2 separate regions of the Homo sapiens genome follow, and region 1 is linked to region 2. Evidence: chromatin loops called from intact Hi-C (ENCODE). Cell type or tissue: heart left ventricle. All regions are shown on one strand. Each heading gives the region's core, and the rest is flanking DNA. Links, peaks and the distances in the headings are about the cores only. Region 1 overlaps ANKRD29 (ankyrin repeat domain 29). Region 2 overlaps LAMA3 (laminin subunit alpha 3).

Region 1 (8,922 bases), core at 514-8,513, 300 kb before region 2:
AAGCAATCCTCCTGCCTCAGCTGGGACTACAGCCACACACCATGGCATCCATCTAATTTTTAAACTTTTGTAGAGATAGGGTCTTACTATATTCTCCAGGCTGGTCTCTAACTCCTGGCCTCAAGCAGTCTTCCTGCCTCAGCCTCCCAAAGTGCTGGATTATAGGGATAAATCACTGCACTCAGACTGTTTTTACATTTTTAAATGATTTTAAAAAGATTAAAAGACGAAAAATATTTTGTAATATGTGAAAATATGAAATTCCACAAATAACAATGTTCATAAATAAAGTTTTATAGGAATTAAGATTTTTTTTTTGAGACAGGAGCTTCTCTGTCACCTAGGCTGCAGTGCAGTGGCTCGATCACAGCTTCATTTCCCAGGCTCAAGCCATCCTCCCACCTCAGCCTCCCAAGTAGCTGGGACTACAGGTGCATGCCATCATGACCAGTTAATTTTAAAAACATTTTTTGTGGAGATGGAGTCTAGCTATGTTGCCCAGGCTGGTTTGGAACTCTTGGATTCAAGCGATCCACCTGCCTCAGCCTCCCAAAGTGCTGGGATTACAGGTGTGAGCCACCGCACTGGGCCTTTTTGTTGTATTTTCTATGGTTACTTTTGGATTACCACAGCAGAGTTGGGGCAGTTGGGAGAGACTTGTATGGCCCACACAGCCTAAAATATTTGCTATCTGGTAACAGTAATATTCACTAACATTTCAGTAAATATTACTAGACATAAATATTTACTCTATAGTATATATAGTATATATTTATATTATATAGTATATACTATATAGTATGTATATATTATATAGTATATAATATATACATACTATATGTATGTATATATACTATGTATGTATGCATACTCTACACATACCGTATGTATGTATGCATACTCTACACATACCGTATGTATGTATGCATACTCTACACATACCGTATGTATGTATGCATACTCTACACATACCGTATGTATGTATGCATACTCTACACATACCGTATGTATGTATGTATACTCTACACATACTGTATGTATGTATACTCTATACATACTGTATGTATATAATACATCCATACTATATGTACTATATATTATATAGTATGTATTTACAGTATATAATTTACTATATATAGTAAATATATGCCATATACTAATATGCCTCCTGGTCAAGGCAGGAGGATTGCTTAAGGCTGGGAGTTTGAGACCAGCTTGGACAATATAGTGAGACCCTATCTCTACAACAAATTTAAAAATTAGATGGGTGCAGTGGTGTGTGGCTGTAGTCCCAGCCGAGGCAGGAGGATTACTTGAGCGCAAGAATTCAAGATTACTGTGAGCTATGATTGCATCACTGTACTCAAGCTTGGGCAACAGAGTGAAACCCTGTCTCTGAAAAAATGTAAATTTATACTATATATATATAGTATATATATATATACACTATATATACAGTATATATATATATATACTATATATACTATATATATAGTGTATAGTAAATACATTCTGTAGTATATATTTCCTATAGTAATATTTATATATTAATAAATATATCTTTACTGTAGTAAATATATTAGTAATTAGTAATATTTATTACTATTTACTATTTAGTAATATTTACTAAAATGTTAGTAAGCATTACTATTAATATAATAAATAATATAATATAATAAAATTAATATAATCAATAATATAATTATATTAGTAAACAGAAATACTAATATTTATTAAGACTTTACAGAAAAAGTTTGCTGACTCCTGATATATAATATAGGTTAGAAATATTTTAATCAAAAATGATCAAAATTTAGGCCAGATAGGGTGGCTCATGCCAGTAATCCCAGCACTTTGGGAGGCTGAGGCAAGTGGATCACTTGAGGTCAGGAGTTCAAGACCAGCCTGGCCAATATGGTGAAACCCCGTCTCTACTAAAAATACAAAAAGCTGGGTGTGGTGGCAGCGTGCCTGTAATCCCACCTACTTGGGAGGCTGAGACAGGAGAATCACTTGAACCTGGGAGGCAGAGGTTGCAGTGAGCCGAGATCGTGCCATTGCACTCCAGTCTGGGCTACAAAGGGAGACTCCATCTCAAAAAAGCAAAACAAAACAAAACAAAAAGATCAAAACTTAAAAAAAGAGTTTTGGCTCTGTTTTTTAGGTGACCCAGGTATCCATACTGACATATTTTCTGAGGCTTCCAGGTGTTTGAGGCTTATTTTATTTCACTTAAGGGAACAAAACAGAGTGGTTCTTTGCTTAAGAAAATGAAGAGAACAGACATAAGTGTCTGTTCTTCTTCCTTGATTTCACAAATCCTCCAAATGGTGTCAAAATGGCATACTTTCCAATTAGCTATTTCATTACTACTGTCGATTTTTTTTTTTCTGCAAAACTAGGTAATGACAGACTGTGGTTCACTCTTTCTACCACCTCCCCACTTCTACCAGAGCCCCTGGGATCTCCAGCATCAAGAAGCTGCAGGTGTGTTCTTTCAAGAATCCAACTAACCAGGCTAACTGCACCCAAATTCGACACAGTCCCCAAGTGAGGACTTACTTTCTAACCTCTCTCTTACAGATTAGTAAAATTTATCTTTAGGTCTTACCTTCAAAATACCAAGAGTGGGTGAGAATTTAAGCAACTCTTTTATGACATCATTATACCCTTTGTTGGCTGCTTTCAATAATGCTGTTGTGCCATCCTTAACAGAAAGAGGAAAATAAAAGTTGATTATTAACATATATCTGTGTTGCTTGAAAGCAGTCAGTTGGGAACTGGAAAGTACCGTTGTCAGAAACTAATGACGTGTAAATTAAGCACAGATCAGCAATGTCTCTTAATCTAGGAGCATTTTAGAGAATATTAAGCAGTAAATTCTGCATGAAAGAGTATCAGATAAACAGTGACTTAGATTATGTTAGAACTCTGCCATTTGGGAATTCATACTTCTACAGTTCCTGAGAACACTGGGCAGGGGACAAGGGGAATTTCAAGAGCATATTTTTAGGCCATGGTTGGACCAAAGAGGCATTCTCGGCTGTTCATAACTTAGCAGAAATGGTTAACTGTCTTTAATAATTTAGATCATTGTTGAGCTGTATTTACTGTTTCTAAAAAAATTTATACAGCCTTGCCCTAGTCTGCTCTAGGCATCCGCCCGTGTGTGGGTAGTGGGGCTTAGGGGCAGAGGTGATAGATTAAAATCTGCTAAAAGGCCAGGTGCAGTGGCTCACGCCTGTAATTCTAGCACTTTGGAAGGCCAAGGCAGGAGGGTCACTTGAAACCCCGTCTCTACCAAAAATACAATAGCCGGGTGTGGTAGCCCGTGCCTGTAGTCCCAGCTACTCGGGAGGCTGAGGCACGAGAATCACTTGAACCCAGAGGCGGAAGTTACAGTGAGCTGAGACCGTGCCACTGCACTCCAGCCTGGGTGACAGAGTGAGACTCTGTCTCAGAAAAAAATAAAATAAAATCTGCTAAAAAGAATGAAAAGCCAAATTCAAAAATTAATATTTAGCTTCTGTCGTTATTTTTTGGCTCAAGAACACAGTTTCCAAATTCCTTTTTCTCCCATTTTCACATATCAGTCGCTGTGTTTGGAGGATTTAGTCCATAATTCTCCCGTAGCCAAGAAACCACTTCGGCCTGCCATTAGGGTTTATCTGTAATCAGAAAGAAGGAAGAATGAATTGGGGGGCGGGGGGTGGGGGTCTTTTCTGGCTTCAGAGATTGTGGGAAGAAGAAGAGTGAGAGAGAGGGCAGTGAAATGGTGGCGAACGCGTCTGGTGATTTCCCTTTTTTGGAGCTTAGACTTGGAGAGGGGAAGGTGGGTTACGTAAGCAAGGGTTATACAAAGGCCACAGTAAAACACAAAAAGCAAACAGCATAGGTGGTCAGGTTCTCTTCAAGCCTTCCTTATGGGGAAAAGGGCCTGCTGTGCAGCACACAAAGGCAGTATTAGGTGGCACCAGCAGAGGCCAGTGGATGACGGCGGGCCAACAGGGGACGGGGTGCAAGGGGTCTGCAGCTCCAGGGAGGAGGGGCAAGAGGCAGGGCCTGCAGGAGGCGCAGCACCAGCCAGGGGATCCCCCTAGGACACGCCCCAGGACAGCCGGGAGGCCCCCAGGACAGGCGGGAGGCCCCCAGGACAGGCGGGAGGCCCCGTCTCTACCGCCCTCAGGCCTAAGGCTAAGATTCCACCCTCTCTAGTGCGTCCCAAGGTCATCTCGGGTGGAGGAGGAGAGAGACCGAGCAGCACCGAATCAGACCTTGACTTTGTTTTCCTGCTCAAGGAAGGAGGTTGGGAGGAAACCCATGTGGGCTGCAGACTCAGTCAAGACCCGTTTTCTCCACACAGGCGCGCCGGGAGGCTTCGCTCTTTGGCCGCGCGACTCGGGCACTCACGTTCCGCGCAGCGTCGCGGTCGGCTCCGCGCAGCAGCATCACCCGCACCACCTCGCTGTGGCCCATCTGGGACGCGATCCACAGGGGCGCTGTCCCGTCCTGCGGGAAGAGGAGGCGGCGGCCGCCGTGACTGGGGCGCCCGGCCCCACCCGCTCACAGAACGTCTTTAACACCAGGGGTCTGAAAGCGAAAACTCCGGGAAGGCACTCCCTGACCGCAGATCACACTCTGCAGCTGATCCACACCGCCCAGGAGGCAGTGAGAAAAGAGGGGGTGTGTGTAGCCCACGGACGCAGACGGCACGTGGCTGAGCCTGGGCTACTTGAATAATTGCCAGTATTCAAATTTTGGCTTATAAAATCATCCATTTTGTGGCTGGATCTTTTACCAAAAAGGGTGGTACAGACTTCATGGAAAGATGCGTGGGAACCTTGCTTTGAAGGCTTGGGGGAGCAGCTGACCTGTATACATACACCACAGCAGAACCAAATTCCACAAACCCAGAGAGAAGCCGGCCTATTCCCCCAAGACTGTCCATTTCTTTGCTTTCCCAGTGGGTCACACCTTAATGTTCACAAAATACACCCTTCATTCCCATAGAACGCAGGCAGTTTTCTTTGAGGTGGGGTCTGCGGGTCAGAGAACTCAAGTCATTTCTCCTACTCTTCTAGTCTGGTGTCCAGAACCCTCCAAAGCCACCTCATTTCTTAGGGGGCTTAATTTTAGGTGGAATCTGTTGTTGTGTCTTCTAGGAAGTGATGCACATAAACTAGTTACGGCAGGACAGCATTTTGGGGAATATTTCCTCTGCGTATATTTGGGAGTATTTCCCCAATATTGCTATCTCTGTGCACACTGGGCCATGAGGTGGAGATATATTGCTTCAGAGGAGAAAAAAGTAAAACATGCAAGGGATGGGGAAGGATTTGACAGTAGGGTGGTTCCCAGCAGATGGGATGGAAACTGGGAAAGCCTTCCAATGTGTGAAGGAGCTAGAGAGGGAGGGGGAAGGCGGAGGTCACGTGAGAGTGTCCACGTTTTCTTCCCCCTCTGCGTTGAATCTCGCGTGTGTTGTGGGGGAGAGGTAACCTAGGTTGTGGAAGAAACATCAGGTCAGTTATGGGGAATTCCAGATGGGAAAGGATTTTCTCTTCTTGTGAGAAACCAGGAAAGTTACAAGCCCTTTAGAGTTCTGCTCTCTGCTGGTGCCCGGGAGATAGGAGAGAAATGGCCGTGGGAGTTTCAGAGTCAGTGGTCCCCCAGTCCCCATGGCCCACATCCACCTAGCACCTAGGCATCCAGGAGTCCCGTCTGCCTATGGGAAATCAGAAGTGACAGAGAAACAGTCGGCTGGAGTGAGCCTGGTGTCGGGAAGGCAAGGCCACAGTGCCCTGACTTCCTGAGTAGATACAATGGCCAGGCCAGCAGAGAATGGCGAGACCAGCTGCAACCCTGGGGTGTAAGAGTGCAGGACGCTTGTGGACCAGCACAAGGGCCACGCATGAGGCTCTCCACCCCCATCTCAATGCCAGGATGATAGTCTGACTCTTAGGTCCCTTCGGAGAGAAAGGCAGGAGGGAGCAGGATCCAGAATGGGCTAAAGGTAACCTCTGAGGTAATTATGGTAATATGCCCCAAGAGACTGTTTTAGCCAGATAAGACTGAATTACCCATCGGGGGAAGGGGGGCTGAAGAGCAAAATGATTCAGTTATAGAATATAAAGTTACATTTTCTGCTGCAGTGTGTAATTTCAACCTTAGCCTACTAGCAGAAGCAGGCACAAGATTGTTGCCCACTGCTGTCCCAGGAAAGGGAGAGAGGATGAAGACATCTGAGCTGGGTCGGGGAAGCTGGTGACTTGGGAGCCCAGGAGGATCTGGGGGTGCTGAAGAGCAGTCACAGGATGTTGGGACCTGTCTTGGGAGAGACAGTGGAAGAGGTGCTGAAACAAAGGATAGAGGGAAGTGGAAGACACTTTAACTTACTTCATAATTTTTCCAGGGTCCTCTTGGTGGAAATATTCTTGAATCTAAATATTATCATGAGCAATTTGTACTTTAATTTGTACTTTAGTTTAAAAGCACTTCCATATTCTTTATTTGATTTTCCCAATTCAGGATTTAATTAATCAATAATTCAAGCAACCAATAATGATAATTATTATTTGAGACAGGACTCTGTTACCTAGACTGGAGTACAGTGGCATGATCAAGGCTCACTGTAGCCTCAACATCCTGGGCTCAAATGACCCTCCTATCTCAGCCTTCCTAGTAGCTGAGACTACAGGTGTGCACCACCATGCCCAGCTAATTTTTTTTTCTTTTTTTCTTTTTGTAGAGATGGGGCCTTGCTTTGTTGCCTAAGTTGTTCTTGAACTCTTGGCCTCCAGCAATCCTCCCACCTCAGCCTCCCAAAGTGCTGAGATTACAGGTGTGAGCCCAGCCTTCTAAGTCTCAAGCAGAGTGCTAAAAATAAGTCCTGGAGAAGAGACATGGAGGTTTCCATACGACTGCAGTGCCATCATAAAGTATGGACAAAAATGCACAAAATCAAACAGGTGGGAGGGCTGCTGCATGGGGAATGAGGGCTCAGTGTCCTGGATAGAGTGCTATCTGATCCAGGTCTTGAAGAAGGACCAGGATTTTGCTAGGTGTGAGAAAGGGGAAGGGTCGTTTGAAGGAGAAGGAAAAGCAGCTACAGTCACAGTGGCTTGGACAGGCATGGCTCCTTCATGCAGGGTGGGAAATCTAGCTGCTGTAGCCAGAGGGGTGCGGGTGGGACCCTGGAAGGCAGGAGGGGAGTGTGGGTCCAAGCTGGTGCCAATACTAATGCGCTTCTCCCTCCGTGCCTGCTCTGGGTCTGTTTTGTTCTTTGTCACTCTCTCCACCAGAGGGCGGGCAGGGAGAGGCAGCCAGCTGTCTATTCAATGTGCTTTTCAATGGCTTGGTCATTATTAGTAAACTTGTATTAACAATTGAAACTAATATGTGGGAAAGTGCTAAAAGGTGCTATATTGTGAAAAATTATCTATCTATCTACCTACCTACCTACCTATCATGGAGTCTTGCTCTGTTGCCCAGGCTGGAGTGCAGTGGTGCCATCTCAGATCACTGCAACCTCCACCACCCAGATTCCAGAGATCCTCCTGCCTCAGCCTCCCGAGAGGCTGAGACTACAGGCATGCACCACCACACCCGGCTAATTTTTGTATTTTAAGTAGAGACGGGGTTTCACCATGTTGGCCAGGCTGGTCTCAAACTCCTGACCTCAAGTGATCCACCCGCCTTGGTCTCCCACAGTGCTGGGATTACAAGCATGAGCCACTGTGCCTGGCCAAAAAATTATTATTATCAATTTAGAACATCAATGATAACACTCATCAAATATATCATCTTAATTGGAATAGTCATGGGAGGTGGAAAAAGCAATCAGTTCTTCCTGGCTGTAAGACCTTAGGCAAATCATCTCAGCCTGAGTGAGTGTCCTCTTAGGAAAAATTATTAGCTTCGCAGAGATAAGTGAGAAAACATATACAAAGGTGGTGAGCATGAGCACTGGCTCACAGATGCTTAGGAAATGTTAATTGCATCTGAGTAGTATTTATCATGAGAAACAATACGCCCCTTAATTTGTACTTTTGTTCACAAAATACTTCCATATGCTTTTTAATTTGATTCTTCCATCGACCCTGTGAGATAACTGACTGTGAGCAGGTAGGAATGAGTGGGAAAATGAGATTTGGGGGCCGCCTGTGTATTTCATTACTAGTCATTACATCTCCAAATCTGATTTTGGAGCCCAGGGAGTTGCATGTGAGTTAGAGCATTATTGTCAAATCAGATTACCTATCAGTTGATTATTTAGTTTATGAATTAGGAGAGGTTTTCCTCTTTTGTACACCTTAATTTCTGTTTTCTCTTATTTTTTCCTTCTGGTATAATGGTTAGAGCCTTCATTTTCATCATGAAAATGATGGGGTGCAGTGGCTCACACCTGTAATCCCAGCACTTTGGGGGGCCAAGGCGGGAGGATGGCTTGAGCCCAGGAGTTCAAGATCAGCCTCAGCAACACAGTGAGGCCCCCATCTCTATAAAAAAAAGAACAATGATTTCATATGTTTTTTTTTTTTGAGACGGAGTCTTGCTCTGTCGCCCAGGCTGGAGTGCAGTGGCACAATCTTGGCTCACTGCAAGCTCCGCCTCCCGGGTTCACGCCATTCTCCTGCCTCAGCCTCCCGAGTAGCTGGGACTACAGGTGCCCACCACCACGCCCGGCTAATTTTTTTTTATTTTTAGTAGAGATGGGGTTTCACCGTGTTAGGCAGGTTGGTCTCGATCTCCTGATCTTGTAATCTGCCCGCCTCGGCCTCCCAAAGTGCTGGGATTACAGGTGTTAGCCACCGCGTCTGGCGATTTTATATATTTTTTTAAATTAAACATATAAAAATAATTTTGAAAATGATGAAAAGTAAGTCAATTTAGCTCCTTTTTGTAGAGTTTTGGAATGTACCA
Region 2 (8,000 bases), core at 1-8,000:
TAGTATGTTAATTTAAATAAGCATCATGATCATTCCCATTTTACAGATGAGGAAACAGAGACAGCGAGGTGTAATAACTTGCCCACAGTCATACAGCTAGTAAATAGCAAAGCCAGGGCATCTTGTTCCAGGGTTCACATTCTTAATTAACCCTTATGCCATAGTGACTGTTAAAAGTGATTAATTGATACTATTTTGATTATTGTCCTTTGTTCAATTGGTGGAAGATGTTTTATTTCATTTTCAGCTTCCCAGTCGACTAAGTTTCCCTCCATACAAAGGTTGTATTGAATTAGATGACCTCAATGAAAATGTTCTGAGCTTGTACAACTTCAAAAAAACATTCAATCTCAACACAACTGAAGTGGAGCCTTGTAGAAGGTAAATAAAATGTAGAAACCAGAAACTCTGTAACTGGAGTTTTGGTAACTTGCAGTACTTTTACATATGATAAAGGATGGGCCAGTGAGATGCTATTGATGTTGCTAGTTGCTTTGGGCCAGTAGTTCTTCAAGTATGTGTGCATGCAACACTGGCAGTCCTGCCCTAAAATCTAATTATGGTAGTCTCTTCTTAATTTGTATGAAATGCTAGATAGTTTTCTCACTTGAAAAAAGTCTTTATGAAAATTTTTGTGCCTCCTACCACAAAATATTTAATATTAGATGGTACCTGATCTAGAGGCCTGATTTAGTGGCTCATGCCTGTAATCCCAGCACTTTGGGAGGTTGAGGTGGGCAGATCACCTGGGGCCAGGAGTTTGAGACCAGCCTGGCCAACATGGCGAAACCCCATCTCTATTAAAAATACAAAAATCAGCCGAGTGTGATGGTGTGTGCCTGTAGTCCCAGCCTCTTGGAAGGCTGAGGCACAGGAATCGCTTGAACTCGGGAGGTCAAGGTTGCAATGAGCCAAGATCATGCCACTGCACTCCAGCCTGGGCGACAGAGTGAGACTCCATCTCCAAAAAAAAAAAAAAAAAAAAAAAAAGAAAAGAAAAGAAAAAGAAAAAGAAAAGAAAAGAAAAGAAAAAGTGGTTCATAAAATGTGCCATGACTTTTTTGGTACTCTTCCACCTCAATCTTTTTGAAAATTGCTGCCTTGAACTCCTAACCTTCCCTACAATTACAAGGACATGGTATATTCTAATATGAGGTGGACCAAATATTTATTATTCAGAATAAAATTACATTGCAAGTTAATAATCTCTTACATTTCAAAATCTTCAGCTGGCAGACCACATCTTCCTAAGCAGACATTTCCAAAAGGGTATCTTACTCATCTTTGTCGAGCTAGGGTTTGATTGTCAGAGTATGAGAGCACATCCAGGAGAAAGAGCTGGCTGCCTTAACATTTTAAAGATGTCTCCTCTGCTTTAACAAAATTATGACAACTAGATTGCATTTTCTTGGCTCCATTTTTCAGATAGCAACATCTTGTATTAATAAGCACACTGGCATGGTGATCATTTGCTGCTGTGTTCTAATTTATGATGATTAATGTTGACAGGAGGAAGGAAGAGTCAGACAAAAATTATTTTGAAGGTACGGGCTATGCTCGAGTTCCAACTCAACCACATGCTCCCATCCCAACCTTTGGACAGACAATTCAGACCACCGTGGATAGAGGCTTGCTGTTCTTTGCAGAAAACGGGGTAATCTATAACAAGCATCCAGATACAACCAAATATATTCATTCTGTTTAGCAATTTGGAGATAACTGGGTTGTTATAAATGACCCACTAGATCTGGAAAACAATGTGTAAATGTTACCTGCATCCTTTTCCTCCACCCAGTTGTACTTTCTGTTGGCTGGGAAATGTACTTTTTTTTTTTTTTTAACATTTTTAGTTTCAGGGGTGCAGGTGCAGGTTTGTTATATAGGTAAATCGCATGTCACAGGGGTTTGGTGCACAGATTATTTTATCACCCAGGTAATAAATGTAGTACTCAATAGGTAATTTTTTCTGTCCTTAAAAATACTTCCACCCTCAAGTAGGCCCCAGGGTCTGTTGTTCCCTTCTTTGCGTCCATGTGTACTCAATGTTTAACTCTCACTTATAAGTGAGAACGTGTGGTATTTGGTTTTCTGTTCCTACGTTCGTTTGTTTAGGATTATGGCCTCCAGCTTCATCCATGTTGCTGCAAAGGACATGATCTCGTTCTTTTTTATGGCTGTGTAGTATTCCATGGTGTATATGTACCTCATTTTCTTTATCCAGTTTACCATTTATGGGCATTTAGGTTGACTCCATGTCTTTGCCGTTGTGAATAGTGATGCAAGGAACATTGGCGTGCATTTGTCTTTATGGTAGAACGATTTATATTCCTTTGGGTGTATACCCAATAATGGGATTGCTGGATCAAATGGTAGTTTTAAGTTATTTGAGAAATAGACAAACTGCTTTCCACAGTGATTGAACTAATTTACATTCCCGCCAGCAGTGTACAATCATTCCCTTTTTTCCACTTTCAACCTCACCAGCATCTATTATTTTTTGACTTTTTCATAATTCCCTTTTTGACCAGTATGAGATGGTATCTCATTGTTTTGATTTGCATTTCTCTAATCATTAGTGATATTGAGCATTTTTTCATATGCTTGCTGGCAGCATATATGTCTTCTGAAAAGTCTGTGTCCTTTGTCCATTTTTAATGGGGTTGTTTGGTTTTTGCTTGTTAATTATTTAAGTTCTGATAGATTCTGGATATTAGACCTTTTTCACATGCATAGTTTGTAAATATTTTCTTCCATTCTGTGGGTTGTCTGTTTACTCTGTTGATAGTTTACTCTGTTGATAGTTTCTTTCATTGTGCAGAAGCTCTTTAATTAGGTTCTATTTGTCAATTTTTGTTTTTGTTGCAATTGCTTTTGGGGTCTTTATCATGAAATCTTTGCAAAGGCCTATTTCTATAATGGTATTTCTAGGCATTTCTATGTCTAGAATAGGTTTTCTTCAAGGGTTTTTTTTTATAGTTTTAGGTTTTACATTTAAGTTTTTAATTAGTCTTGAGTTGATTTTTGCATATGGTGAAAGGAAGGGGTCCAGTTTCAGTCTTGTGCATATGACTAGCCAGTTATCCCAGCATCACTTATTGAATAGGGAGTCCTTTCCCCATTGCTTGTTTTTGTTGACTTTGTCGAAGATCAGATGGTTGTAGGCGTGTGGCTTTATCTCTGGGCTCTCTATTCTGTTCCATTGATGTCTATTTTAATGAGGGCAAATAATCAGGAATTTGAGAACATGCCCCCCAAAATGTGGGAGAAATCTCCCCTTTTCCTGTTCTATTCTCATTATCAGTTTTGTTATTTGAGAACCACTGCTTGCCTAAGAATCTACTTATTCTGACCCAAAACATGTGAAAACTTCCTGGGATCTCTAAGATCTAGACTGACTTCCTGCTGTTTCTGTCTTGATCTGATTCTTACCAGGCTGTGTGGGATTGTGTCTTTATCAGCATGTTTGCCTTCTCAAGACACTGAAGCTTCTCTGTTTTCAAGTAGCTGAGATTCCTAGGGACCCTCTAAAATCTATTAGGTTAGAAAAGTCCAAAGTGACACTCTACAAGTGATCGTCAGCGCCATCTGCTGGTTGATGGAGAGTTGGCGTGATGTTTGCTGCTTTATACCTATAGCCGGCCTGGAGTTGAACCCTCCGGTGAATAGGAGCTTCTGTAGTTGCTCTCACGGAGTATTTCTGAAGAAATGTGGATGAGCCCAAAGGCTTTCTGGTGGTCCGAGAACATGGGATTGATAAGGAGCTTGGGATTTTACCAGAGTCTTCTACCGCAGGGTGGTGACACTGACCCGGTCCAACTCTCCTCTCTGGGGTTGGTCTGGACCCTTCAGGAGATTCCAAGGCTGGACCAGTTCTGATGGTTTGGGAAGGTCCCAGCCAGCCTGAAGGATACATAGAGCAGAGAAGTCATCCAGCATCTTCAGGACACGGCAGTTGTTTTACAAAACAAGGTCTTCTTTGTATATAATTTGAAGTTCTTGGAGACTAAGAACCAGAAATACTACTCATATAATAAGAAAACTTAACATAATACCATTACATAAGAAATGACCTAGAGATCTGCTTTAAGTAGGATGGCTCATGACTCTCAGTAAATTGGTGTAACTCTGTTGTTTATGGTTTGATCAACCTAAGCTGACTCCCAAAGGCAAGGTTTAGGATCCAGATAAGGACTGATTTTCCTCTTAGAAAAGAACTCGGTCCCTGGACCTCAAAGAGAGGCATTCTTATCATTAAGGAACTGTGTAAAAGCAAAGCCTTCAAGCCCTAAGTCAGAAATTGCTCAGCTTATCTTAGGGAAGTAGCTGATTCAAGTATATGTTTCACACCGTAATGGAGATGCAATAATGACAAAGACAGATATGGCTCCCGCCCTCCGGGATTTTATAATCTAGAGGGGAAGAATATGCAAAGGAATGCTGTTAATAGGTTGTTTATTTCATCACAACTGTGAAGAGCTGTATCAAGGAAAAGTTTGGGGGTGAAATGAGGATGTACAACATAAAAGACACTTGAGCAAAGGAAATGCTTCCTCTGAGATCAGGAGGACAGCATTTGAACAGGACATGGGGACAGGCAAGACGGGGGATCCAGGCAGAGGGAGAGGCATGAAGAAGGCCTGGAGGTGGGAAGGGCAGGGAGCACTCAGTGGAACAGTGGCTGCGGGGCTGGAGAGCCAGAGGCAGTGCTGAGAGAGAGGCAGATGCCACGCAGCATCTGGTAGGGGTCAGGGCTTCATCCTGACAGCCGAGGAGAGTCACAGGCTCCCACTGGCATTTTCAAAGACTGCTCTGGCTGTAGGGGGGAATGGACTTTCGGGGGTACATGGGGAGACCGGCGGGTTGTTGCTGCAGGGACTGGCTAAAAATGTTGTGGCTGAGACTAGGTGGGATGACATAAAGAGAGAGCTAAGAATGGCAGAATTTACAAGATTATGTTGGATGGGAGAGAAGGAAGGATCAAGAATGATTCCTAGGTTATGATAAAGGGATGAGAAAGAAAAAAAATGACTCCTAGGTTTGTGGCTTGCTCAGCAATAAGGGAAAGGTAAGCATGGTGATGTATGTGTGTGCCCTGCACACGTGCATGCAGGGGGCAGGCTGGGAGTCAGGGAGCGCATGCACCTGGTATAATGGAAGAAGAGGCAGGCTTGGCAGCCTGTAGGAGGCATGTAGGTCATACGTTCTGTGTGAGATATTCTGAATTTGAGGTCTCTGTGAGTCATGCAAGCAAAGCAATAACAACAAGGGAATCACGTGTGCAGACTTGGCCCTGAAGACAGGTCTAGGCTGGGGAGAACAATTTGGGGCCCATCAGTACACCTGGATTGGAGCTACAGGAGAGCCTGTGATTGTCAAGGCAAAGGGAGTGGTGTGGGGAGGAAGGAGTCCTGTGTAGGATCCCCGAGGAACCCCCAACACTGACATGGAAGGTAGAAGGGGATAAACCAACAAATGAGACAGAGACATAAGAATCAGTCAGAAAACAGATGGTGGAAGGTATCTGAGGTCTGCATAAGACCTCGCCTCTCTCTAAAAGGCACTCATATTTTCAAATAATATTAATGATCTGTATCTTTTCGGTCTCCATCTTTATACACCAGTTATGGATCGCATGAAACAAAATCATGATCATAGCTAGCATTTATTGTGTCTGTCCTGTGGGCCAACCACTGTGCGTGACATTTAACGTGACTTACAGTATTGAACCATCATCCCATCCCGTGAGGTTGCTGTTGCAGCACCATTATCCCTTTTCACTGAGGCAGCAGCTGAAGCTGAGAGCAGGGGGGTCTGTGAGAGTAACGGGAGTTCCAGTGCTCTGCCTCTTCTTCAGCCAAGCCTTCTGGTCATCTGCATTGTTCCTCTGTCCTAGGATCGCTTCATATCTCTAAATATAGAAGATGGCAAGCTCATGGTGAGATACAAACTGAATTCAGAGCTACCAAAAGAGAGAGGAGTTGGAGACGCCATAAACAACGGCAGAGACCATTCGGTACACCTTTTGAGTCTGTTTACTTGAATCGTTAAATGTCCTTAGTCCTTTAAAATTAAGTCAGTGCCCCCAAATAAATAAATAAAACTTCCTATTACCAGATAAACTTATGGATGTTAACTGAGGGATATATCCTTTTAAAATTTGCACATTTCGGCATGAAATGTATAACATATACATGATATCTATAAAACACGGTTAACTTCAAATACAAACATTTCTATCAAAATGTTTTAGTATCATATTTTTATCCAAAAATGCTACTGCTCAGAGCCTTCCTACTATGTATATAAATGAATCTGGGGGAAGATAAATAAAAACATGATAGTTCTGAACCCCTGTGAATAGGATTCTCTTATTTTCGCTGGCTTGCTGATTCATCTCTCATTTATTTCAGATTCAGATCAAAATTGGAAAACTCCAAAAGCGTATGTGGATAAATGTGGACGTTCAAAACACTATAATTGATGGTGAAGTATTTGATTTCAGCACATATTATCTGGGAGGAATTCCAATTGCAATCAGGGAAAGGTAAGATGATTTTTTTAAAACGAGATTTAAAGCCTTTGTTAGTGGTTATGATTGTGACCAAAAAAAATCTGGTCTGCCATTTTTAATTCCACCAACAAACAAACACAAAAAGTTAACTTTTCCATATTAACAGTATAGTCAACAGAATAAAACAGATTTAAATCCCGAATAATGAGACTGGGCAGTGGAAAGAAGGAGGGTGGGGGAATGTGTGTCACCGCCATTGTCATTCTCGGGAGGGGAGGGACCACGAAGGGTATAGTTGGGTTAACAATGCTGGCAGCAAGTAGAACAGAGGCTGTGGCCCTGGGCCCTTGAAGGCTGCATAGGAGAGCGTGGGCCTCCCAAGGCCTGACAGACATCCCTGGGGAACTGAAAGCTGAGGTTGCCACCTTCAGGGAGCCTCTGGAAGAATGTGAAACAGTATGTCTCCTTCACTTCGGCATCAGCTGCTCCTTACATGCTATCGAGCGTGGAATTGTTACGTAACTGTTTCTTGGATGAGTGAACACATGAATTAATTAATGTGAAAGGCAGTAAAGCTTTATCTGAATGGGAAAAATCCCACCATTTTGGAATGCACGTAAAAATAACTTTTACATTTTGATCATTTGTATCCTCCCGGAAGGCTTTTAGATAGCTGACGATAGTGTGTGGACAGAACATATCCTGGAAGGATTAGTGCAGCCTCATGACTAAGTAAGAGTGCTCCCAGAAGGTTAGGTTATGATGACTTTTATATGAGATCTGAAGCTAGTTAACTCTTTTGCTAACTTATACATCAGTTGGAAGGAACTAGAATATGATTTATAAGGTGTCATGCCAAGGTATTCTTTCTTCTAGAGTCCTTATACATGTGGGCGTCTGTCCATTCTACGTAGTCAGGTACTAATCTTTGTTTTAAAGTTGTCAGGGTTGCCTCCAAAGGCAAAAATGCAAATGGGAAAGCTGGGCACTTCAACAGAACCTGGGGGTGACATCTTTACTCCCTGGGCTCTGGAAGGAGCCTTGCAGATCATGGTATGTAGCCCCTGAGTTTTACAAATGAAGAAATTCAGAGCCAGTGAGATTATATTAATATTTAATATTATCAATATCAAATAGCAATTCAGCCATGAATAGCCAGTTATGAATTGTCAGTAAGATTGATTTTATTTCCATGAAATGGAATAAAATAAAATCGTTTAAGGTAGTTTTTTCGAGTACTTTTGAGTATGTTTGAGAGTTGCCACTTATTCATTCATTACACAGGATTTATTGAGTGCCTAATGGGCATCAGGCAGAGTGACAGGTGCCAAGAAGGCAACAATGAGCAGGGTGGAGCCTGGAGAAGAACAGAAGAGAGACAGTCACTACAGGAGAACATGACGTGTGCCATAGGAGGAAGCTCAGGGTGCTGACAGAGCCCAGGAGGGAACCTAATCCAACTGGGGCCATCAGGAAAGTGACCTCCAGC

What was found. Hi-C counts contacts between places; a loop is a spot of excess contacts. Peaks named below come from ENCODE experiments on the same cell type or tissue, not always from the same donor. Only the 100,000 strongest peaks of a DNase experiment are listed, where the experiment ranks them.
Region 1: a loop joins it to region 2, with 4 times the contacts of the local background. A loop is called at or near these places in 54 of 110 quality-filtered maps.

What each region holds. Positions count from the first base shown.
Region 1 is chr18:23,615,121-23,624,042 of GRCh38, forward strand. It overlaps ANKRD29 (ankyrin repeat domain 29), which reads right to left. Exons shown (of 10, transcript NM_173505.4): 7 at 4,411-4,509; 8 at 2,612-2,707. Among named protein-coding and RNA genes, the nearest start is that of NPC1, 33 kb to the left of the region's middle. In heart left ventricle, for the core only: CTCF peaks have their summits at 4,149 and 7,290 (motif pointing right); DNase peaks (open chromatin) are centred at 4,481 and 7,291; H3K4me3 peaks cover 1,064 bases; H3K27ac peaks cover 1,000 bases.
Region 2 is chr18:23,915,042-23,923,041 of GRCh38, forward strand. LAMA3 (laminin subunit alpha 3) reads left to right here. Exons shown (of 75, transcript NM_198129.4): 59 at 248-381; 60 at 1,510-1,654; 61 at 5,894-6,013; 62 at 6,411-6,544. Among named protein-coding and RNA genes, the nearest start is that of LINC02958, 64 kb to the right of the region's middle. In heart left ventricle, for the core only: a CTCF peak has its summit at 3,595 (motif pointing left); a DNase peak (open chromatin) is centred at 3,600.